Regions from separate parts of the Homo sapiens genome. Here regions 1 and 3 are each linked to region 2. Evidence: read pairs that join two places in POLR2A ChIA-PET (ENCODE). Cell type or tissue: PC-9. All regions are shown on one strand. Each heading gives the region's core, and the rest is flanking DNA. Links, peaks and the distances in the headings are about the cores only.

Evidence for each region. ChIA-PET counts read pairs that join two places held together with the same protein. Peaks named below come from ENCODE experiments on the same cell type or tissue, not always from the same donor. Only the 100,000 strongest peaks of a DNase experiment are listed, where the experiment ranks them.
Region 1: POLR2A ChIA-PET joins it to region 2 with 7 read pairs; 1 of 35 experiments calls an interaction of 5 or more read pairs at or near these places.
Region 3: POLR2A ChIA-PET joins it to region 2 with 9 read pairs; 2 of 35 experiments call an interaction of 5 or more read pairs at or near these places.

Annotation. Positions count from the first base shown.
Region 1 is chr1:176,211,878-176,217,624 of GRCh38, forward strand. All of the region lies in intron 1 of COP1-DT (COP1 divergent transcript), which reads left to right. LOC124904756 (U7 small nuclear RNA) reads left to right here and starts at 5,664; the gene lies at 5,664-5,725. In PC-9, for the core only: no CTCF peak of the experiment used is centred there; no DNase peak of the experiment used is centred there; H3K4me3 peaks cover 214 bases; H3K27ac peaks cover 671 bases.
Region 2 is chr1:177,612,970-177,618,716 of GRCh38, forward strand. No RefSeq gene overlaps it. Among named protein-coding and RNA genes, the nearest start is that of LINC01741, 85 kb to the right of the region's middle. In PC-9, for the core only: no CTCF peak of the experiment used is centred there; a DNase peak (open chromatin) is centred at 2,492.
Region 3 is chr1:177,428,278-177,434,024 of GRCh38, forward strand. No RefSeq gene overlaps it. Among named protein-coding and RNA genes, the nearest start is that of LINC01645, 80 kb to the left of the region's middle. In PC-9, for the core only: a CTCF peak has its summit at 4,824; no DNase peak of the experiment used is centred there.

The DNA.
Region 1 (5,747 bases), core at 211-5,210, 1.4 Mb before region 2:
ATGTATTTTAGGAAGATAAGGCTGCTGGTTTCCATCTACAGCTAGCTCTGCCCTTTGTAACAGATTCCTGACTCACCTGCAGGGTTTACTACCTGCTTGCCCAGATTGCTGTCTAACCAAATATCTGAGTGAACAATAGTTTCCTGTTAAGTTTTGTTATTAAGTTAATGTGGTTGTCCTGGTAAATTAGTAATGTAAAATAAACTGAAGATGGTATTAAAAAGCTAAACTAGGCCTGGCACAGTGGCTCACACCTGTAATCCCTGCACTTTGGGAGGCTGAGGCAGGCAGATCACGAGGTCAGGAGTATGAGACCACCCTGACCAACATAGTGAAACCCTGTCTCTACTAAAAATACAAAAATCAGCCAGGCATGGTGGAGCGCACCTGTAATCCCAGCTACTCAGGAGGCTGAGGCAGGAGAATCCCTTGAACCCAGGAGGCAGAGGTTGTGGTGAGCTCAGATTGCACCACTGCACTCCAGCCTGGGCAACAGAGTGAGACTCTGTCTCAAAAAAAAAAAAAAAAAAAAAAAAAGGCTAAACAGAGGGCCAGGGCCAGCACAGTGGCTCATGTCTGTAATAATAGCACATTGGGTGGCTGAGGTGGGAGGATTGCTTGAGGCCAGGAGTTCAAGATCAGCCTGGGCAACATAGCAAGACCCCATCTCTATAAAAAAAACTTAAAAATTAGCTGAGTGTGGTGATGCATGACTTTAGTCCTGGCTTCTCAGGAGTTGAAAAGAGAGGATTACTTGAGCCCAGGAATTGAAGGCTATAGTGAGCTGTGATCACACCACTAAGGTGGGGCTGACAGAAAGCTAAAAAAAAAAAAAAAAAGCCTAAGATTAAGAAAACCAACATTGATTGGAAAAATATTTAATAGTTTTATATATGGTGAATGAATACATATTTTATGAAGGTATAGGAAGGTTTAGATCCACATAAAGATCATAAGCCAAAACAAAATTAGGTCTAATGAATTCTGTAAGAACACATCAATTGGTGTCATTATGAGGTGATATTAAAGGGCAGAAGGGGAAAAAAACTCACCTCACATTGAAACATAGCAGATAATGTTACAAGTCTTTTGCTCCATGGATTTGACCACCTGTGTCTGTAATGTAATATAAAGTGATCTGGAAAAGTGGATATAGTTGGAATCAAGAAATGTTTAAAACAGTACATTGTCCATTATAATTTGCATCAAGACTCCTTCCTAGATGGTGAGTGATACTTTTCTGCCTAATGCCTTGAGTAGTGTGTAAATAATAGCGCTTCTAATACTGACTCCTATCACTCCTGAAGTTATTTTTATACTATGTAATATGAACTTAATATAAGTTCATAGTCAAGACAGAACAAAATCATGAAATGATGAAATATAATATTAGTACTATGTGGAAAAGGAGGAAAGGGTCCAGTGTGTCTGAGGCCCAAAGAGGTTCTGAGCTAACTTGAGTTCACAGCATCAGTCCTATACTGCTACACATTGAGGATCTGTTATCTGAAATGCTTGGGACCAGAAATGTTTGAGATTTTTCTGGATTTTCGAAAATTTACATTACACATACCAGCTGAGCATCCCAAATCCAAAAATATGAAATCCAAAATGCTCCAATAAGCATTTCCTTTGGGTTTCATGTCAGTGCTCAAAAATGTTGGATGTTCTGATTTGTTATGCCCAACCTATAGTATTTTATGGGTGTGGTTATGTACAGTAATGCTAAACAGATTGAGTGTTCTTTACCTAAGCAACTTGGAAGTTTCATGATAAGAAATTCGACTGGTGGCAAAGAGAAATGATGTATACAAGTTTGGTTTAGGGATAAATCATGGTTATCAGAGAGAAGGAATGAGCTTGAATGTGATGAATAGTACTCAGATGGCCTTCCATACCAATCCCCCTGGACTCATGCCCAAGTTCTCAGGAGAGAAGCCTGCAACAAAAGAATTACACCACTGAATTATATAAGAAATAGAATGCTAAAGTGCCACTAAATTGTGAACTTGTCTAAAGAACCCTGAATGAAGAATGGATAGTATTTGGATACAATAATTTTGATTAGATGTATATAGCAACCTTGAAGAAAAGTTAGTTTTGGGGGCATATTTTTAACCTTTGAGGATGATCTGAAGTAAAGCAAGCTTTGCTCTGACAGTGATTCCTCTTATTCTCTGAATCAGTATGGTAATTCTTATTTTCGTAATTTGCTTTATTCAGGTACAGCAGGTATGTCTTTTATCACTGTAAGTCATCCCTCACACAGACGCCTGAGCATCTACCATTAAACCAGTTCATCAACTGCATTTGCATTTATCACTTTGTTGTGAGATAGTAGAAACTGGTATTTCGCCTTCAGTTTGGAAAAAATAGGTTAAAGCAATAAAGCTGATGGCCAAAATCTTGGCGCTCCACCCCCATATTTAACAACTGAGGGTTGCCTTGCCAAATCTGGGTCATCTCTGTTTGATGTTACTTTAGATGATTCAAGAGCACATCTTAGTCTTCAATCTGTTGAACGACTGTCACAAGTAAAAATCGATTCTCATGCACCATTCCTCATTCTTTCTTTGCTGGATACCACTCTCAAACACTTGGTTTGTACCAAGATGTAACTAGATCTTGATAATACCTCTGAAGAAATTATAAGCTGAATTTGGTATTGGCATCCTCTGCAGTGCCAGCCACAATGTATTACTTTTTATTGTTGCCATAACAAATTACTACACATTTAAGAGAAACCTCAAGAGTAACCAAATCTTCTGATAACTTGATCTTGGACTACTAGACTTGAGAACGTGGGAAAATAAATTTCTGGTGTTTAAACCACCTGGTGTGTGGTATGTTGTTATGGCAGCCTAGCAAATTAATACAGGTATCTAAGAGCCATTTTTAACAGTAGCTGTTAAAATTTGAGTAGAGATTTTATTCAACAAAACTGTAAAATTACATGTTCCATTTGTTTTACTAATGTAAAAGGTATCTTTCTCAGAAAGACACACACAGAACTTGGTGGGACTTTCTTGAGAACAATATTGAGTCACAGTTTATTTCCATTTTTTCCTCATGAGAAGAAAATGCACAAGCAATTAATGTTGTGGTGAGAATTATGGAGAATTTGGCTAAATGTCCTAAAATAATCAGTAAGAAAAAGAAGGACATATTTAGCAACATTAAGAACAATAAAAATTAAACCCACATATGTCAAAGACAAAGGCCAGCATAAAAAGGTAAACCAAGCCAGGTGCAGTGGTACACATCTTTAGTCCCAGGTACTCAGGAGACTGAGGCAGGAGGATCCCTTGAGTCCAGAAGTTTGAGTCCAACCTGGGCAGCATAGTGGGACCCTGTCTCAGAAAAAAAAAAAAAAAAAAAACAAATGATAAATGTGTGTAAAATTTTGCGGTAAATGAGAAAGACAAACCCTAGGCTCTATATAGTGCACATTGATTGTGTTTTGGCCCCCACCATCCATTTGCCTTACTTCTGGTAACATTTGAGGATCTGTGCTCTTTCTTATTTTTCTGTCCATGTGGTTCTGAACAGAGCCCAAAACTCCAGGAAGTGTAGCATATAATCCAGGTTTAAACCAGTGAATCACATTCACAATGCCTTCCTGAGAGATTGGTTCAAGGATGAGCAAATGATTCAAGAAAGAGGAGCTTGTGTTTTGTTTGTTGTTGTTGTTGTTGTTGTTGTTTTTCTCATTGGATCTGAAGCATAAGAGATCTTCAGATTGGGATTGAAACTGTTTCCACCATCTTGGTACCATCTTGCTACCATGTGGAACCCCTGAATGAGACCAACAGAGGAAAGCAGAGTTAACAAATGGAGATGGCTGGGCACAGTGGCTCATGCCTATAACCCCAGCACTTTGGGAAGCCGAGGTGGGTGGATCACCTGAGGTCAGGAGTTCAAGACCAGCCTTGCCAACATGGTGAAACCCCATCTCTACTAAAAATACAAAAATTAGCCGGACCCCATCTCTATTAAAAATACAAAAAATAGCCCGTAAAAATAAAAAAATTAGTCCCAGCTACTTGGGAGGCTCAGGCAGGAGGACTGCTTGAACCCAGGAGGTGGAGGTTGCAGTGAGCCGAGACCGTGCCACTGCACTCCAGCCTGGGCAAGAGAGTGGGACTCTGTCTCAAAAAAAAAAAAAAAAAGAAAGAAAGAAAGAGAGAGAGAGAAATGGAGGGAGGAAGGTAGGGAAGTTAAATTCTGACCACATCATTTCAGCCTTGAATCCAGCCATGTCTGATCTTAGTGCTATCCCAAAATATAAAGTTACATAGGCAATAAATTCCTTAACTGCTGTCCTTGCATTTACTATTGTAATTGTCAGTATCTTTCAGTTCAACTCAGATTCTTGATTTTGATGACTATGTCTTTACTGGTTTATTCCCAGCATCCAGTAAAGTACCTGGTATATAAAGGGAAGGGTTATTGTATTTTTACTGAATAGATGTTGAATTAATATACCCTCACGTTTTACAAGTGCCTTAAAAAACTAATCCAACTTTCTATGTAATTTTGACTTGTCTTTACAACATTATGAAGATATTTTTTAGACTAGGGTGAATGCATGACTCACTAAGAACTCACTAGTATTCTCTTAATATCATGACTCCATATTTTTAGTGGGTGACACCATTTGATACACTTCCAAACACCCCCATAGCAACTGATGTTTCAAAAATACACTCAAAAGACTTTTTTTCATCTGTGTCAGATCACATACTATATATCATCTTGGATCAGAAGCCCCAGTAACAATCTGCTATGGAGATCCTTGTTTGCCTTCTTACTTAGGAGTCAGCACAGTCTCCAGATTGATTTTTGTTCATTCTTTCATTCATTCATATATTCAGTCAATATACCCTTAATCTATTGCTGCATAACAAGCATACATAAGCTTAGAGGCTTAAACAACATTCTCTTATATAGTTCATGACTCCACACTTTGGCAATTTTTACTGAGCTCAGATGGGAAATCCTTTAGGTCTCCCTGGGACTCCCTTCTATGTCTGTAATCTGCTGCTGGATTGGCTGGAGGCTAATGGGTCTACAAGGACCTCAGGTGCAACAGCAGCAATCTGCTCCATGTGGTGTCTCATCATTTTATCTTGAGTATTAAGGTTAATCATAAAACCTGAAACCCTTAGGCTTGGGATATCACAGGGTAGGCAATAGAAAGATAAATTATTAGGGAGACTGTGGAATAAAAGTCAAATCCAGACTTTATAAGGAGAGACTTTATTCAAAAGAATTATTGCATTAGGGGGCAAAAATCGTAGTGGGAAAAATGCTTTGACCACAGGTCTACAAGTGACTTGAGATTTAGGAAAAAAGAGTTTTTCTTTTATAAGGAGTAAACAAAGCTAGAAAGAACCAGGTATGGGGAAGTGAGGCAAACGGGTGACGTGATCAGATAGATCAGAGACTATTTTACCTGGAGGCCAGTTTATTCTCCGGAGGGGCTGTATGCTTTTTCAGGATAATGGTGGGGCAAAATTTAGGGGTCTGGAGGAAGGAGAGAGCTTAACCAAAATTTTATTAAGGGGCATTTTGTTCCAATTGATCAAAATTTTCTTCTTTCTGTACAGAGGCTACAGTTGCCTCATGGTCTGTATGTCCTGGTCATCAGAAAACATTATTCAGAGTGTTACAGCCCTTTTAGAATTTGTCTAGCAAGTTTAGAAAATGATTCAAAGAGACTGACACTTAGACAATGCTGAGAAATG
Region 2 (5,747 bases), core at 545-5,544:
CAGTATCAGGTCTGGCTCCTCCTGCTGCAGTTGGATAACTATCCCACCTGTGCAGGAAGCTGCTGGGAGATGCATGCATCTGAGCTAACAAGATGGGCTCACCAGCCTCTCTCCCACAGCAGATCCTGACAAGGCCCAGTCTCAGCTCCAGCCCCTCTCACTGCAGCCAGGGAACAATGTCACCTGTGCAGGAATCTGTGGAGAGAAATACACCTGGCTGAGCCAGCAAAACAGGCTCACTAGCCTCCATCTTACAGCAGATCCTGAGGGGGCCTAGTCTCAGCTCCAACCCCTCACAACGCAGTCAGGCAACTGTCCCGCCTGCATGGGATATTGCTGGGAGGCACATTCATCTGGGCCACTGGGACAGTGGCAGGATTGGGTCCCTGGCCAGCTTCCCCAGACAGCCTGGGTACCCTCTTTGGGTCTTCCCCAGGTCCATCTGGGCCAGAGGGCTGTCCCAACCTCAGAGCCCACATGAGACTCACAGCAAACCTAAGCTTATAGCATCCAGTAGTGATGAGGTGAGTGCAGTAGTCACAGGCTCAAGGAGAACAACAGTCAGTCTGCTTAGAATATCCAGAAGGCCTAGTGAAGAAGGACAAGCACAAACAAAGGCACACTGTGAAGACTCAAATAAATATCTAACCCTTCAATGCATAGACATTGTTGCATGTCCACAGCATTGAGAACATTCAGGGAAATATGGCCTCACCAAATGGACAAAACAAGGCACCAAAAACTAACCCTAAAATCTATGGACATATGTGATCTCTCAGGCAAACAATTCAAAATCACTATTTTGGGAAACGCAATGAGCTTCAAAAAAACAGGGAAACAATTCAGAAATTTATCAAAGAAATTTAACAGGGAAATTGAAATAATTTTTCAAAAACTAATAGAAATCCCAGAGATTTAAACTATAATAAACAAAATGGGAAATGGAATAGGGAGCATCAACAGCTGAACTGATCAACAGAAGAAAGAATCAGTGAGCTCAAAGACAGGCTATTTGAAAATATACAAAGGAGAAAAAAGAATGAAAAGTAATGAAGACAGCTTACAGAATTTATGAGACAACATCAAAAGAACAAATGTTGAGGCATTGGAGTTCAAAAGAGAGTTGAGAAAGACAAAGGGGTAGAAAGCTTACTAAAAAAAAAAATAAGAAAACTTTACAAACCTGGAGAAAAATATAAATATCCAAGAACAGGAAGATCAACCCAAATGAGAATATCTCAAGACATGTTATAGTCAACCTGTTAAAGGTTCAATACAAATAGAGGATCCCGAAAGCAGTGAGAGAAAATAAGTAAATAACATGTAAGGGAGTTCTAATAAGCTTGGCAGCAGACTTCTTAGCAGAAACTTTGCAGGCCAGGAGGGAGTGGGACAATAAGAATTAATACCAATTCTTCTCAAAATATTCTAAAGAACTGAAGTTGAGGGGATTCTTCCAATCTCATTTTGTGAGTTCAGCATACTCTGATTCCAAAACCAGAAAAGGACACAAAAAAGAAAATTACAGGCAATATCCCTGATGAACATAGATGTAAAAATCCTCAACAGAATACTAAAACAAGAAAAAGGCAAAGGGGTAGAAAGCTTGTTGCAAGAAATTGAAGAGAACACAAATAAAAGGAAAGTATCCTGTGTTCATAAATTGGAAGATTTAACATTGTTAAAATGTCCATACTACCCTAAGCAATTTACAGAGTTAATAACACATCAAAAAGATTATTCACCATGATCAAGTAGGATTTATCCCAGGGATACAAGGATGGTTCAACATACTCAAATCTGAATAGACATTTCTCAAAAGAGACATAATCTTGGCTAACAGGTATATTTTTAAATGCTCAATGTCACTAATGACCATGGAAATGAAAATCAAACCATAATAATATATCTCATCTCCAATTAAAATTGGCTATAGCAAAAAGACAAAAAATTACAAATGCTGGCAAGCACACGGAGAAAAGGGAACACTTACATATAGTTGGTGGGAATATCAATTAGTACAGCCATTATGGAAAACAATATGGAGATTCCTCAAAAAACGAAAAATAGAACTACCATAAGCACATAGATGTATATCCAAAGAAAATGAAATCAGTATGTTGAAGAGATATTTGTACTCCCATGTTTATTATAGAACTATTCACAATAGCCAAGATATGGAATCAACCTAAGGGCCCATAAATGGATGAACGAATTTGTTTAAATGTGGTATATTTGCACAATGGAATATATTCAGCCATAAAAAAGAATGGAATCCTGTCATTTGTAGCAACAGGGATAATCCTAGAGGACATTATGTTAAGTGAAATAAGCCAGGCATAGAAAAACAAATATTGCATGGACTTACTCGTATGTGGAATCTAAAAAAGTTAATCTCATAGAAGAGGAGAGTTGAATAGTGGTTACCAGAGGCTGAGGAGTGTAAGGGATGGTATATGGAGACATTGGTCAATTGGGATCAAGTTACACTTAGACAGGAAAAACAAGTTCTAGAGTTCCATTGCACAATAGGGTGGCTATAGTTAATAATAATATATTGTATATTTCAAAATAGCTAGAAGAAAGAATTTTGAATGTTCTCACCACAAATAAGTGATAAACGTTTGCAGCGATGGGCATGCTAATTACCCTGATTTGATCATTACACATTGTATTCATGTATCAAAACAACATACTGTAACCCATAAATATGTACAATTATTATGTTCAATGAAAAATAAAACTTTAAAATGCGGCTCTAGAATTAAGTACAATACTCTAAATATTACACAAGAGGGAACACTCATCCCCACTAAGTGGGACACAATTCCCCCTTTATTTTATTTTATTTATTTATTTTGAGATGGAGTCTCACTCTGTCACCCAGGCTGGAGTGCAGTGGCATGATCTCAGCTCACTGCAACCTTCGCCTCCTGGGTTCAAGCAATTCTTCTGCCTCCACCTGCCAAGTAGCTGGGATTACAAGCACCCACCACCACGCCTGGCTAATTTTTGTATTTTTAGTAGAGACCGGGTTTCACTTTGTTGGCCAGGCTGATCTTGAACTCCTGACCTCAGGTGATCCGCCCGCCTCGGCCTCCCAAAGTGCTGGGATTACAGGCGTGAGCCTCCGCGCCTGGCCCACAGTGCCCCTCTTACTGCTGCCAAAGAATGGCTTCCTGTTTGGGAAACTCCACTGCACTCTGGAGTATAGCTCCGCTGCTATACTCATTTCTTAGGCCATGACTTCATCATCTGCAATACAAGGACTTAGGCTACCAGATCAATGGTTTTCGTTTTTTTAAAAAAGTTGTATTAACTCCATCTTCAAATGAAATCATATGTGAATCCTCAACCAGGAAAACAAAAGCAATGGAAATGTGCTGATTGTGCTCTGCCCCATGTGTTACCTGCCCACTCAGTGCCATGCCCCACTGCTCTCCAGCGGGGGGCATATAAGGGATTGCCCAGAAAGCCCTGAGGGTCCCTGGAGTACAGTTTATAAACCACTGGACAGTTTCTTACAAACCCTAGAATTCCTACCAAAAAACCAATACAACTTTTCATATGAACTGTTGGCAACATTTGTTCAAATCCCACATCTACCACTTTTTTGATATCTGATGTTAGGAAAATTTCAGTGCTTGTTTCCTCATCTGTACACTGGGAGAATAATTACCCTTACCTCAAATCAATGTTGTAAGGATTAAATGATTTAATACAGAGAAAGCCTTTAACACAGAGAAAGCCCTTAGAGTACCTGATACTTAGTAAGCCTCACATTAGCTGCCAGCTAAGTCCTTCTCAATCTCAACTCACATAGTTAAATTTTTGAAACTAAACTCAGGATATGAAGCTTTTCTATATTTAACTTTTATATTTTCTTCTTGGTACAGACCCAACATTCAGGCTTCAGGCTCAAGATAATTTGAAATCCCGATCTCCTCATCTTTTCTTTCAGCTGTCTCTCTCAGGACTGCGGTACCTGCATTTTTGATAAGCAAACCTCCTGTGCTCTCATTCAGATCACCAGTCTCTTCTTAAACATCAAATTTGACTTTATTGATTGGCCATGGCTAGAAAGATAACATGGCAGTATTTAGCCAGTGTGTGTGTGGATATCATAAAGGTGATCGTTGGGTGAAACTCAGTACATTCCAATTTGGACTTCCAGAGGTCAGATATTCCAAAACAAGGTATAAATGAGCATATTATTTATCACAGTGAATTAGAAGTATGTCAGATTTTAGAGACTAGTAATTACCTAAGATTTGAAGCAGCCCAATCAATTTTGGAATTGTCTAGAAATGAAAGAAAACCTGAAAACCACAACTGACAAGCCACAAAGCATAAAGAAAGTTTCTACGTGAACTTTTGCTTTTACTAGTCTCTAGGACTTCATTTAATTCAAAACCCTTTCTTAGCACCAACAGAATAAAACTCAGCTCCCTAGCCTGGTTCCTAGCATTTTTCACAACTTTGATCCACATGCCTCTCTCACCAATACACCAGTCACAGAAAACGTGTTCTCCTTTCCATGAATGTAAGACACACTTTTATACTTGTACCATCTGATTTGCTATTTTTTCTGCCTATTAATATTTCTCCTCCTTCTCTCTCTGGCAAACTTTTGTTGACTCTATGGACCCAGTTCAAATGTTACTTCTGTAAAATTTACCCCAACTCCAAAATTATTGCTCCTTCCTCTGAGTTTCTCATTGGATTCTGTAATTCCTTTCTTAAAGCCTCACAATGTTATATTGTGATCAATTGTTTCCAAGTGTATCTCACTGGCAACAGCTACCTGGTAGACATCACATGATACCTCAACTAACCCCCTCAGTTTTGGGCATACTATAGAACCTAGATAGATTTTGAGCAAATGTTATAAGACTTACCTACCCTCAATAGCATTGTTTCTATTGGAAAACATTCTGAATAGCAGAATTTCAAGTTAACATTGGGAACACAATTGTATAACCTATTCATTCTTTTATTCAACAAATGCTTGTTGAGCACTTACAATGTGTCAGCTGTTGGTTTAGCCATAAGTGATACAACAGAAAGCAAATTGGTCATATATCTTGCCCTTATAGAGCTTATATTCTAGGGGAAAGACAAAATAGGTCAAATATATGGTATAATACATAAGAAAATTATACTGATAAGGAGAAAAATAAATCATAGTAAAGGAATAGAAATCTAAGAGGAAAGGGTTGCAATTTTAGATAAGGGGATCAAGGAAGGCCTCACTGAGTTGGTTCATTAGAATAAAATTACGAAGGAAGTGAATAAGTGAGCCATAAGATTAGCTGAAAATTTAGAATGCCAGGCAGAGGAAACAGAAAGATCAAGGCCTAGAAGGGGAAGACTGCCTGGTATGTCCAAAGACAGCAGTAAGGCAATGTACTCAAGTGGGAAAAGCAAGGGTAAGAAGAGATGTGTTATTGGGAACCAGGTCATAATGAGCCCTGCAGGTGAGCATGATGACTTTGGGCATTATTTAGTGAGATGGAAGCCAATGAGAGCAATAGCAGAAGAGTGAAATGATCTGATCTCTATTTTCTTCTGGTCTCTCTGGTTGCTCTGATAAGAGAAGGCTGGGGCAGAGGATGGACAAAGATGGAAACAGGACACCAGTTAGGAAGTTATTGCACTACACAGGTAAGACATGACGGGACTGATGAGAAGTAGTCAAATTTTGGAAGAATTTGTCGGGATTTTCCGATGGATTAGATGATTGTGAG
Region 3 (5,747 bases), core at 211-5,210, 190 kb before region 2:
AAATTCACATTAGTTGTTCTGTACCCTGTTACCTTGATATTGGAAGAAAATCTAAACTAGAGGATGTAATAATTTCTAATACATATTTTTATTGTATAAAGAGCTGAAATCTGAGATATCAATCAAACTCTATGCATAATCACTCATCATATATCAATTCTGGCATTGCTTCCCCCACCCCACCAAGATGAACTGATGAAGGTGAGGGGCTAAAATGTCAAAGGAAAAGATACTCCCTGAACCTTGGCATATCTCCTCCACCCCAGGATATAAATCATGGGACCCTGCCAGGATGTTCTGTTTGTCTGGCTGCTTTAGGTGGCAAATATCACTGCAAGGGATGTGACAATAAAGCAAGCTCTGCCTAACATCAAGCGGTGAAGGAAATGGTGGCTGGCTGGCTGGCTGAATGCGGCAACAGATTTGCAGAGCCTTCTGCCTTCACCTCTGTAGAAACTGTTCAAAAGTTTACATGTGATTTTCAGCTGGTACAAACAGAATCGCAAAGTAAATACCTTCCATTCCTCTCACAGATGTTCAATCAGTGGGAATCTATCAGGTACAAAGGAAGCCATCTGTCTTTTCCACATACACCTATTGTTAGGAAATCTTAAGGGTCCTCTTAGCATTTGGCCTGCTCTGCTTATGGTAAAACAGCAGGGGTAGCCATTCCAGATCTGATCTTGGACACCGGACAAAGTGTAGGAAAAAAAAAACCACTAAGATGATTAAAATACATACACACACTTATTTGTATCAAAAGAAGACAATGTCTTCAAATGTAGCAAATTACCAGGAGCTATGGGTCTATACAGATGAGAAGCCAGCAACAGTTTTCAACTCTACTTCTCAGAGACATTTAAAGAAAAATGTAAGCATTATTAAATACTAGAATGATTTGTCCAAAATGAGGAATACAATCTCTTATTCCAAAGAGCTATAAAAAAGAAGATAATCAATCTACTTGAGAAGCCAATTGTTGGCATACCTAAAGGCAGGGAAATGGCCTCTATGGACTCTTAGATTCTCCTCTGGCTTTGTGATTCTATAAATCCTTCTAATAAAAATATTGTCAGACATACCAAGTGATTTATGTTTATTTTTGTCTCTGAGTACACACACACACACACACACACACACAAGTCACCAGCAGGTGGCTCATCTGGGGACTTAGTTTTCCAGAGGAATTAGGCCTTTATCAATACCCAGTGGCCACCTTGTAGTATTTGACTGACAGCTGCAAATGAAACCCTAAAATCAAATTATAAATCAGGAGAATATATCCGGAGTGGCTGTTTTTCCTAACGTTGACTAGGGACACCCCCTTATGCTATCAGCCAACCTGAGCAAGTATATGATAATAACAATAATGTACTTGTTGCTAAAAATTTAACACCAAGATTTTGAAAGGTGGACAGAATCGAATACAAAAAAACACTGAGAAAACCAATGAAAGCTGCCCATACTCATAAGGGGAGAAAAGACAATGCCAGATTCTTCTACTCTTTGGAGAAAATGGAAAACAAGAGATATTTTAGAGTTCTATTGAGTGAAATTCTGATAATCTCACTTTAAAGCACCGTAAGGGAGGCTGTAAAAAAAGACAATAAAAACCCCAAATTTTTAGAATTAGGATGAAAAGCTCACTAAATTTTAACATATGTTTATGGATCTTTGACCATGATAACCAGAGTCCTACAAAACGTGAAATCATTAATATACTCTGTACTCAGCATTATATGTTTAACATTGCACATAGTTATTTGTATATCCTTACATCTGTTCAGTAATTACTGGCAATAAGTATGTATCCCTTCAAAAATATAAATTAAAGGTTAAAATATATGTATCTGACAAATGTATATGAAATACTACAACTGCTATGGAAATTTATTTTAATAAATCTTTGAGTTTGTAATAAATTTGCCCCATTTCAATATTTTCAAAGTACTTTTCTGACATTATTTGTTGCCAAAAAAAGCAAGGTTTGAAAAGAGAAGGAATAAATGCACTCTAGTTTTTAGGTGAGAAAACAGTGTTGACCTGAAATCGCTGGCTTTGCTTCCACCTTGGTGAAATGGGTATTTAGGGGAACAATAACAGGGAAGACAAGGGGGAGAGGATACTTCTATCCCTCTGCAATCTGATTCACCATTTTCTCCCATCTTCACACCCTTATAGCCCAGCCTTAGAAAGCACCAGGGATTCCGAAATCCTGGACAAGTTCTTAGTCAATGCAGACATCATGGCCACACTTTAGAGATCTATGCCAGACCTTGCCCTCTTTCACAGTCTATGCTGTTCCACAGCTGAAAACCTGTCACCCCAGAACAGCTAACTAAACTCTAGGAGTGCAGTACTGTGGAAGACTATGCAGCAGTCATAAATAACAATGAAATCCAAATGTATTGACATATAAAGATCTCTGAGACATATTACTGAGTGTAAAAAGCAAGCTATGGTATGATATATACATTATGACATTATTAATGTTAAAAACAAACGAGACTGTATCTTTCTGTACATAACTAGTGTATTGAAAAGTTTGATTTACTGGGCTAAAAATATGGAATTGATTTTTTTTTTCACTCACTGCATTTAACTGTGTTGAATCTCCCTTTTCAACCCTTTAATAGTATGCAGGGCAAATCCCATAGCTTTCTGATCACTTTCACATGTTAAACACTCCAGTTTAGTCCTATCCATTTATCCCAGTTTAAATAATCAATCATATACCCTTTTTCCCCACTCAGTTCAGCCTGCCTCAGCTAGAGGACTTGAAGTAAGGAGAGAGGATGGTCTGCTCTTTTGATTCTTTTCCTCCTGTTCCCTCTTCTCCACCTCTCTCTCTCCATTATACTACAGTAGAGGTGAGACTGGGGTCTCTGCCTGTGGGGTCCTCTCTTGGCTGACACTGTCTGGCTTTTGGCACTATTGACTTGGCAAACACCTTTCTTTGGGAAACATGGATGAGTTCTTTCTGAAATAGATGAAAGGCTCTGATTTGATCTTTTCTGCCTTACCCCCCTAGTGGCTCAAAACCACAGTGTCTTGCTGACAGGGTCTCCTCTTCTAGAAGCCAGCCATCCCGCTCAGGTAATAGCAAGTGCCTTCAAACTACCTTCCTCCATGTGCACTTGAGACATAGGAAACACCCTTACTCTCCCCAAACCAAGCAATGTGTAGCTGCTTCATTTTGCTCTCCTATTAAGTGAAGATCAGCAGGTCCACTCTCTAAGCAGATGTCCAATTAGTGAATTAAGGTCCAGTCTCCCTTTCTTGAAGACACTCCCAAAATATAAAAGTATTTCTCTTGGAGCCTCCCTCATTAGGCTGAAGTACCTCCTGTGATTTCCCATGAAGACAGAAAGGAAAAACTACAACACCCCTTCCTAATACAACACATCATAACTCCACTTCCTTTCTTACACATTTTGAGAAGGGAATTATTGGGGGAAGGAGGGTCTCCTAGAGAATCCTGCAAGGAGATGCTCAGTGACTCCTCATTCATCATCCTGTTACATGCAGCTCTCTTTATTTAAAAAACGGATTGGTTGACATTGTTCTCCTCTGGGGAGGGACATGGGTTGATGAATGGTGGTAAATGGGCTTTAGCTTCTTTTTATTGTTTCAGTTTTTACAAAGAGAATGTTTTTATATATTTCATCCATTAATTCAAAATAATATTGGCTGGCCCTTAGAGATATCATAATATCTGCTTTAATCAAGGCAACCAAAGTTGCAGTCTCAATCCTGGCCACTATATTGTACTAAGTACCATTGACTCTGCACTAATAAAGGTTTCCCAAAGTTTGATGGAGGAGTTGCCCTTTCTCCAAGAGTATAACTGGCAACTAATTGAAGCCAAAGAACACAGCACAGACTCCCTTTACCCACGTTGCTAATGGGACACAGACTATAGGGACAAGTCAATGTTCCCTTCCATGTTCCACCTGCTATAAGTCTCTGTAATCATCTGCTAGACTCTGACTAATGAAAGCAGCTGAAACTCTGTAGGGTGGGAGGGACAGTCTGACACGAGCATACAGAGGGAGAAGGTGGTGATGTGTTGCCACGCTGAGCACCACGTGGAGTTACCACTTGTCAGGGCCTCCTAACAAGCATTTAGAAGGCTGGGAAAGGGCTTAGCCAACAAGCAAGAGGCCACGGATTATCTCCTGGTTGTTATTCTGCACATCCAGAAAAAGAGAAGGTTCCCAAGACACCTCTATTGGCAAGGAGAGGAGGTAATATAGCCAGCCTTTACCAGGGTGGCATTGGGTATGTGAAAACTCAGTTTTTGCATCTCTGCCAAGGCTTAAGAATCTCAGTGGGTATCTGGAAAGGAGAGGAGTCTACCACCTCTAGCAAGCTTCATTGATATTGGACAGAAGATTCAAAAGGGAAATAAAAAGAGAAATCTGAAGGTTTGAGATAACAGCACAAGTATGGTGATTTTGGTTCAAGACAATTTTACCCTAAAGAGTATAGCGCTCTAAAAATAATTCCAAAATTTCCTCTATGACCTTGTCCTTTAACATTAAATCACAAGAGAATTGTGATCTTCTTGGTTAGAAATGACAATATATGTTCTTTCATTTCTAGCTTACCATCTGGGTTTCCATTATGATGATACCTCTTTGATAAAAAAAAACATTGGTGCTAGAAAAGAATTTTGTGATAATCCAGTACAGCCATCTCAGATTACAGATGTTAGATTAGCTGCACAAGGGCTGACTGTGCTGTAAGAGCTGATGCAGTGCTGGGCTCCAGCTCCCCAGAGTCCCAGATTCACCATCTTTTACCACATAATTCTGCCTCTAGTGGCACAAAGAAGTAGTTCTTAAAGATATAATTTACTTTCATAATTATTGTTCTTCAGCATCAGTGTTGATAGTGGAGAATAGTAATAGCATCTTAAACATTTACAGATCATCATAATTACTTTCAGTTGCATAACCTCATTTGATTGCAACCACTCCGAGAAGCAAATGGCACAGCCACCACTAGGCCCATTTTACAAATGTGGCAACTGAGTTCAGAGATACTCGTTTGCCCTAAATCATGCAGAAACTGTCAGTCCTGACTCTTAGTTTAACTTTACTCCTATATCATCAATCACAAGTCTTTGTATTTTCCACACATTTTTAACATCATAATTGACTACTCTACACCTGAAGTTGATGTTTTATTCATCTCCACATGGATAAACCACACATCAACCATGTGTTTATTTTTAGATGTGTCTGCAAAGATTTTATTATGAGAATGTAGTATATTGAAATTAATAGCCAGAAGCCACACTGACTCAAAGAAGCACAATATGAGCCTGCTTTTTATTTTCATAACTTAGGTGGGATGCCTTTCGGGAAAAGTTTCAGTTTGCACAGACTCTGAGATGCAATGTTAGGAGTGTGGTAAGTGACCTATAGATGGGTGCTCTCAGCACCTCTCCTTCACCCCTCAGAGGATTTTGCCTCTCACACTCCTTTTCCCCCCACCACATACACACAAAGGCATCCTCAGCTGGCTCTGTGAACAGTAAAATAAGTTAGCTACACTGCAGGCCTTGACACATGGCTCACTCAGCGTCTGGCACATCCGGCGTCTTACCTTCCATACACACTACTTGGCCATATTAATTTCTGTCACAGGGGGGAGATTGGTCAGTGAAATCTAAATGGGCTTTTCCTATTTATTGATACAATTTCGTGGCAAGAGCAATTTTCAGAGCTTATTTTCCACTC